Linked DNA regions of Homo sapiens: region 1 is linked to region 2. Evidence: chromatin contacts called from ENCODE Hi-C or POLR2A ChIA-PET data. All regions are on one chromosome and are shown on one strand. The core of a region is the stretch at or near the end of the contact, and the rest is flanking DNA. Distances in the headings are between cores, read along the strand shown.

Region 1 (3,641 bases), core at 814-3,313, 48 kb after region 2:
GCTTTGTTTGTGCCATAAACCCAAGGGTAGTCTGTCCCCTGTACCACTCCTTCATCACTAGGCAGGAAGACAACATATATGAGTGAGAGAGACAGGGAGATACACATGCGTGCACACACGAGTGCACACACACACACAAGAAGGTGGAAGCTCTATCATTAGGATCCATTAGGATCATTAGGTGTTTCAGGAGTGCTGCTCCAGACCCCGCACAGCAGGGATGATGTGCAGGGCCTCAGTGGAAGGGGTGTGGGGTCCAAGGGCTTTCATGGGGTTGGGGCGGAAGGCTTGGGATGAGGCTTGATAGTTAGGGAGGGGCAGTCAGTGAGAAGTCGGGGCAGGAGCTGGGCTGGCTGTCCTCCAGTGGGGACATGCTTGGCTGGGAGCGAAGGTGGGCCCACCAGGGTGTGCTGCTTCAGATGGGAGGAGGGGAGCTGGAGACCTGAGAGGACACCCGCCGCCTGTTGCCTGGGGCTGCAGCATCAGGGGTGGAGTTGGACAGCAGGAAGAACTCGCTGAGAACTGGAAGGCGGTCTGTGAAGTTGCTTCTCAGTCTTAGAACACAGGGAAGGGCGGCTGGGGTGTGTGTACTCATGGTCCTGTCCTTACCTGAGGAAACTGCCAGTCCAGATGGGAGCTTGAGTCCCCGGATGTGGTCTCTGTTGGACTTGAAGGAGGGCAGCTTGATCCAGCCGCTAGACTTAGTCTTCTCCAGAAATTCTTGGTACAGGCTCAGCATGTCCGAACACCAGCTGGCATTGGGAAGAGCATAATCCTTCAAGTCTGTCTTCTCTGGCAAGAATCTTGAGAACTGGGCAGGAAAAATCAGAATGACTAGACAGCATCCTGGAGGGGGGCTGCTGCCTGGGCTCGGGACCTCTAAACAGCTGTTCCTGGGTGCTGGGGCTTCTCAATCCCTTCTGCCAGAGTATCGATCCAAGGGAAAGGGCCCATATTCCTTGCAGGGGGGCTGCGGACCCCTATGGGTGACGGGGCATAAGGATGCTAAAGAGCAAGGGAAGGGCGGGCAGGGAGTGGGGCCAGAGATGATGGGCATGCTGCTCGATGTGGTGCCTTACCCTTGTTCTGCTTAAAACATGTGAGCAGTTCTTTAAAGTTGACAACTGCTCATATTAGCCTCACTGTACAGATGGGGAAACTGAGGGAATACGGCCAAGGTTGCCAAGCATGTGACTGTGAGAGCTGGTGGTCGCACTAGATGCTGTCTCCTCTGCAGGGCAGGGTCACAGTTGTTGAGGACCATTCTAGCAACCCCCACCTCAGGGGCTACTCCAGCTCTGCCCACTGCTGTGGGCCTGCCTGGGCAGGGTGGCTCCTTTGAAACACATTTGGGCCCCCACAGAGGTGTGGTGCCATGGCTGGGGCACAGACTATGTGCCCATCTGTGTGACGTAAGGAAGTCCTCTGTAGCGTCACCTGCTCATACACCAGTCACAACTGTAGACAGCATGTGAGCTGCTTGCCAATGCCACAGATGGGGTCCTCTGTCTGGGGATACCCCAGCTTTGCTGCAGTAGTCTGAGTCCCACAGGAGGAAAGTCATTTGTTGGTGGCCACACAAGACACAGAGCCAGATGCAGGTCTCCTGGTAGTTTTAGTTTTGAATGGGGGCAACTTGGTATCCCAGAGCACTTTCTCTTTGCCAAATCAAATAGCTCCTCCGAACACTGCCCACCTGCCCTGGCCATGGGCTGGGAAGAGGAGATTTGGGGTGCTCCTTAAGCCCTAGGCTCCTGGGAAAACACTGCCCATCTGGCTGAGCTGGGAACTCACCATGGAGTCTGTGGAGGATCCAAATGCTGAGGCAGGGTTGAGTCTGGGCAGGATACGGGGGGCCTCAAGAAGGCCTCTGTGGTGGCCAAGTCTTGCTGCCACCTGGAAGCATCTCCTTATCATGGCCAAGTGCAAGGATCCAGCCCTGCTTGGATGGAGGGTCTTGGCTGACTCCCAAGGAGTGCTTTCAGCTGCACTTGGGGCCGCTTCTCTCCCTTCTGTTGCAGGCTTTCTTTCAGAGAGCTAGGCGAGGCTGGGCTGGTGTGCTGCAACACCCACAGATGCTCGGCGCCTTTAGCTGGTCTAGGAGCCCCACCCAGTGCTTGGGGAGGGACAGATGCTGCTTGGGCATGAAAAGGCAGCAGGACTGGCTTGAGTTGCAAAAGGAGTAAACAAGTACATAAACAAATAGTATGGGGTATATAGAGCCTTGGAGAGCTGCCTGGGGGTTCTGAGGGAGAATCCAAGAATATTTCCAGAAGGATAAGGGAAGCCTGTCCCTTGATTGGAGGGTGCTGGTGGAGTGTTCTTGGTATGTGCTCTGCAGTGTATACCGGACTCTGAAAACTCTGGTATGATTTTGTGACTCAGAAAACCAACTCACAGGCCGGGTGCGGTGGCTCACGCCTGTAATCCCAGCACTTTGGGAGGCCGAGGCGGCGGATTACGAGGTTAGGAGATCGAGACCATCCTGGCTAACACGGTGAAACCCCGTCTCTACTAAAAAAAATACAAAAAATTAGCCGGGCGTGGTGGCGGGTGCCGGTAGTCCCAGCTACGCAGGGGGCTGAGGCAGGAGAATGGCGTGAACCTGGGAGGTGGAGCTTGCAGTGAGCTGAGATCTAGCCACCGCACTCCAGCCTGGGCGACTGAGCGAGACTCCGTCTCAAAAAAATAAAAATAAAAAAATAAAAAAAAAGAAAACCAACTCACAGCCTTAGACACCTCTTTTTTTTTTTTTTTTTTTTTTTTGGTGAGACGGAGTTTCAATCTTGTCGCCCAGGCTGGTGTGCAATGGCGTGATCTCGGCTCACTGCAACCTCCGCCTCCTGGGTTCAAGTGATTCTCCTGCCTCAGCCTCCTGAGTAGCTGGGATTACAGACACACACCACCACACCCAGCTAAATTTTGTATATTTTTTTTAGTAGAGATGGGGTTTTGCCATGTTAGCCAGGCTGGTCTTGAACTCCTGACCTCAGGTGACCTCCCAAAGTGCTGGGATTACAGGCGTGAGCCACCGCACCCGGCCAACACCTCTTCTTATATCCCGGACAAGGGTTAGCACAGGAGAGTTTCACCTGCTGGTCTCTGGCTGGGGATAGGAGTTGGAGGTGGGGGAGGGCTTGACAGGGAGGGCAGAAAATAATTTGGGAGGAAACAGCTTGGCAGGGATACTCTCATGTTTTGGGAACCCCGTGCCCAGGGAGTGGCTCATGTCAGCAGGCAGTGCTGGGAGTGAGGTGGGCGCGGCAGTGAGGCTTTGTTGAGTGGGAAGGGACACTCAGCCAACATCTGCAAGGCAGTGGGATTTGGTGGTGGTGTGTCTTCTATTGAATTTAAACTGCCAATTTTCAATTAAAAGTCTCAGTTTTAAATTGACTAAAATAAAAGCATGTTCTAAAGATCAGTCCTCGCGCAGTGGCTCAAGGCTGTAATCTCAGCATTTTGGGAGGCCGAGTGAGACCTTGTCTTAAAAAAAAAAAAATCAGAACTGTGCAAAGGTGGAATCATAACAGTGATGATGACGATAATAATAGTTGTGATGATTATGACATTTTGGCAGGTTCCAAAAGATGAAACTGATTTAATGCGGAAATTTAAAAGATTTGGTTCACCCTCTGTATTTG
Region 2 (4,234 bases), core at 357-2,856:
AGTCAGTTTCTGGGTACCAGGTTCCGGGAACCCTCAGGAAGATGGTGACTACAATGGCTGAGGTGACAGAGGAGAAGGGGCCCTCTAGGTGATGAGGGCCCCTGACTCATCCTGTTAGATGTCAACAGGGACCCCAAGGCAGAGGAAGTACTGGAATTGGCAAGGGATGGCTACAGAGATAGGAGCAAAAGCCCATGGATGCTCTCTGGGATACAGCGCGTCTGAGTCTCTGCTGAGCGGCAATCCTGATCACCTTTGGGCTTGTGGGCTTCAGGCTCTCTGGGCTCTACAGGGTCAGCTTTCTACTACATGCCCTGTTTTTTCTCATGTGGAACTTAGGAGAGGCAGTTTAAGAGATGGTCATTTCTTCCCCTTTCCTTCCCACTCTCCACCTCCTAGAAGGATCATTCTAGTGGCTATCCTACAGCCACTTGAGAGGATTGTCCTAGTTGGGAAACTAAAGAAAGAGGCCAAAAGAGCAGAGGGATGCAGAAAACTGGTGTGAGGCTTGGGGATGAAAAAGAATAACGTGGGGCAAAGACTGCAGAGCAGACTCTTCTCGCCCCAAACTGACCTAACAGGTCTCTGTGGCATGCCCAGAGCTCTCCCGGGAAAGATGGCCCAGCCTCCCTTGTTCTCCCTAGGCTTGTTCTGGGAAGTCCACCTGACAGCTAGCTCTTCATCACTACTGCTGCAGTTCCTGCCCATCCTCGCTCTGCATTCAGCAAAAGTGCAGTGAAGCATGTAACCCAGCTTTCTTCCTTCCTGCTCCTGTGAGTTTCCCCTGAGTCCGCTGGGCCAGGGGCTGAGGGAGCTGGAGCAACCTATTTTATTTCTAAGGTGGCTAATTTAATCACAAATTTCCCTTGCCAACCTCCATGGCTGCAGGACCGGCTTCCGGCCACTTTGCAGGAAGCGAGATGTCAGAACCACTTTTTTGTCCCTTCAGTGGGGTGGGGACATCACCAAGACATGACCCTTGAAGGCATCACCCCTCAAGGGTAGGGAGCCTTTTTCTTGTCTTTATGTGGCAGTCCAGAGACACTTTTGAACCTGGGTATCCTGTATCCTCTTTAAAGCACACCTGACTGACAAATGGGAACTGTGTGGGGAGAGGGTTCCTGGGGGAAAGATTTCTGGAAGATCCACACCGATTGTGGAGAAAAACCCTTCCAGAGGAAGGGGAAGCACTGGGGAGATGGAAGGGAGGTCTCCTTGGAGCCCTTCCACCCAGGGGTACTTGGGATATTTGAGTTTCCCCCTCAAAGTCCCATGGGGCCAGGATTAATTGTTAGCAGTGTGGGGGCCCAAACCCTCTTGCCTTGAGGGGCCTGTCTGGCCCCTAGTCTGGCCTGTCTCGGAGAATGTTATGGAAAAGGGCGGCTGCATCTTTGGGACAGAGAGTGGGGGCACTTACCGGAGAAGCTGGAAGGTGGCATCAAGTTTGGCACTGCATCTGTCCAGCGCTGGGGGCCCTGTCCCATTCGAGCTGCACCTCAGGCCCCTGCACCTTCCCTGTGTGCCTCAACCCCCGCTGCCTGGCTGCCCGGCTGCTGCCTGCCGCTGCTGCTGCTGCTGTTGCTGCTGCGGCCGCTGCTGCCAAGACTGAGGTGGAGAAAAGAGCCAGAAAGCATTTCTCCTTTTTTTTTTTCCTCTCTCTCTCTCTCTCTTTTTAAACCAGGCAAGAATGAGTCTGCAGCAACCCTGTTGGTGCAAAATAAATAAATAAAGCAACCAGGGAGGGCTGCAGCAAGCACCACTACAGGCTGGCAAGTGACAGGGGAGGGAGCCAGGAGGGAGGCTCTGGTGCCAGGGAGGGGTCATGCAATAGCAAGAACAGCAGGTTCTAGAGGATCTCTCTGACATCCTGATTCCCCCACTGGGGAGCTTGGGCCAGCCACCTTCCAGAGGACTGTCTTTTGGTCTCCCAGATGTGGAGCAATTCTGTGCAACCTCTAAATCTAAACGTTCCCCGTGGGTATCATTTATGGGAAGTTCTCAGTCTAGAGCATCTCCCGTGGGGCTCAGTTTGAGGCTCCTACAGTGGGGGTTCCTGAAGATTCGTTCACAGTCCTCACTGAGGGACTGCTCCACCTGGGGAGAAACTGCAGGGGTCGGGTGAGGGTGGGTTGGATCTGTATAATGCTGATGGATTGCTGAGCTGGAAACCTGAGTCTTGACCCAGGAATGAGACTGGAGAGCAGGCATGCAGGTAATCTAATTTAAGAATCTCCCCCACCCTCTGACACACACACTTCTTGCCTTTAAAATCATTTTATAAAGAATGGCACAAGTTGGGGTTTATGTTTACTCAGATGAACCCGTCCCCTTAGAGGACACAATCCCACCCCCAACCCCCCCAACTCCACGACTGCCCATCATTGCTGTTAATCCCTCAGGGGAGGGTTCACAGCTGTTTATGAAGCCAAGAGAGGTTCTGGGCAAGATCACAGCTGGGGAAACAGGCCCAGGCCCTGCTCCCTGGTGTCCTCCATGCTGGAGTCAGCGGTGCCCAATGACGGGGTGATGTGATCACATCTGCTTCCTTCTCCACAACAAGAGCAGGGCTGGCGGGCAGGCCAGGAAAGTCCTCCAGGATCTGATCTTGCCTTCCGACTGACCAGTGCGAGCGACTTCTGCTTCTCTTGGGTCTTCTAGTGGTAGAAGACAGCTGGAGCTGGGGTGGTATTTGGATCACCCCAGACCCAAGATCAGTGGACTGGAGCACCATGGAAATGTTTGGGAGGGTCCCTCAGGATTGGGACTTTCCCCTGAGGCCTCTAGGCTCCTCCAAGCTGTGGCCTCAAGGATAAGAGAGATTGTGTCAGGTTCATGTGTCTCTGGAACTGCATGATTGCTGTTGAGTCTGTATGTGTTTCACCTGTGTATGGATATGTGTCTCTGATCAGATTTGTGCCAGCCCCTAAAGTCTATCTTTAAAGTGCACATAAGAGGTTTGAGTTTTAACTCTATGTCTGAGATGCTCTTGGCCTTCATTGTACCCTAGTCCCACACCCAAATCCCATAAAACAATTATCTCCAGCCTCTCATCCTCATCCCATCCATTTTTGGTTAGACCCCAGGTAAAGGGTAGGGTGCCCAAATACTTCCTTGCTGAGCTGGGAGGAAGGCAGAGGCAGAAAATGTAAAGCTCCAGATTCATTTTATACAGGTCCTTCTGGGCTCTCACTGCCAGTCTCTGAGCTTGATCCATCTCCCCAAGCCGAAGCCCAAAGGGAAATGCAATGAGGTATTTCAAAGGCTTATTCTTAGCTTCTGAGCTTCTGAATGAATTGCATTCTATTCATCCAGGGAGCCCTGGATGCCCCTGTTTTCTTGAGGATGTCTTGGTCCCCCAGAAGTCCTTAAATCCCAGCCACCCCATGCCTTCCAGAAGCTGGGTGTGAAGGAATATGGGAAATGAGACAGGTCAAAGCTGAGGCTGGAGATGGTGTTCTGCCAGCCCCACCCTCTGGCGATTGTCCCACTGCCAGGCCGGCCTGCTGACAGAAAGCCAGCCGCAGCATCTGCTCACTTCCAAAGAGCTGGTGGGGACCACCCTCCAGGGTTCATGGGAAAGGAAAAGGGTGAGGGTGGAACGGGGTCCAGGGAGGTGGGCCAGCAGGCCATAGGGAGAGGCAAGGAGTCCCTCTTCCAGGTCACTTGGACAGCCCCACAGGTGACTCGGTTTCAGTGCTGAAGAGCTCCTTGTAGAGTGGAGGGAAAGCGGCTTGGACCACGATGGGGTGGAGGTGCTGGAAGATCTGCAGCCTTTCCACATGCTGGCTACACAGGCTCCGAAGCTTCCCCTTGGGTGGCAGCTGGATATGGGTTAATGGGGAAGGGAGGGTCAATACTTCAGCTCTCCTCAGAGCAAAGAAGTCCGCTCATTCTTCCTGGGCTAGGACAAACCCTCCTTGCCTTCCCCTTATGTACTTGGCACTTTGGCACCAGCCAAATCCCACTGGTAGAAGTACGTGTGTGTTCAGGACACTGGAGGGAAGTGAGAGTGGGTGGGGCACAGGTGAATGTTTTCTGGGTGAAGCCCTCAATTTATGTTCCCAATACTTCTAGAATGAACCTTGTCAAAGACTCTAATGTGCACTTCCTGCTTTTATAAGAGTGATTGTCTGTGACTCTTGTTGTATGCTGTCACATGCCTCTGCCTTTGTGCATGTTGTTCCCCTCTTCCCATTACTAATCCTTACCCTCTAGTGTCACCTCTCCTAAGACT

What was found. A loop is a pair of places that touch in the nucleus more often than their neighbours do. ChIA-PET counts read pairs that join two places held with the same protein, here RNA polymerase II (POLR2A).
Region 1: a map of Caco-2 shows a loop between it and region 2 (7-fold over the local background). The contact joins the promoter of THEM5 here to the promoter of LINGO4 in region 2. A Hi-C loop is called at or near these places in 2 of 168 maps with a recorded cell type or tissue (Caco-2 and HAP-1). POLR2A ChIA-PET finds 5 or more read pairs at or near these places in 12 of 52 experiments (AG04450, CD4-positive, alpha-beta T cell, H1 and 7 more).

Annotation. Positions count from the first base shown.
Region 1 is chr1:151,851,649-151,855,289 of GRCh38, forward strand. It overlaps THEM5 (thioesterase superfamily member 5), which reads right to left and starts at 2,064. Exons shown (of 6, transcript NM_182578.4): 1 at 1,795-2,064; 2 at 610-811. The coding sequence starts at 1,917.
Region 2 is chr1:151,803,813-151,808,046 of GRCh38, forward strand. LINGO4 (leucine rich repeat and Ig domain containing 4) reads right to left here and starts at 1,607. Exons shown (of 2, transcript NM_001004432.4): 1 at 1,418-1,607. RORC (RAR related orphan receptor C) reads right to left here. Exons shown (of 11, transcript NM_005060.4): 11 at 2,259-3,821. The coding sequence ends at 3,660.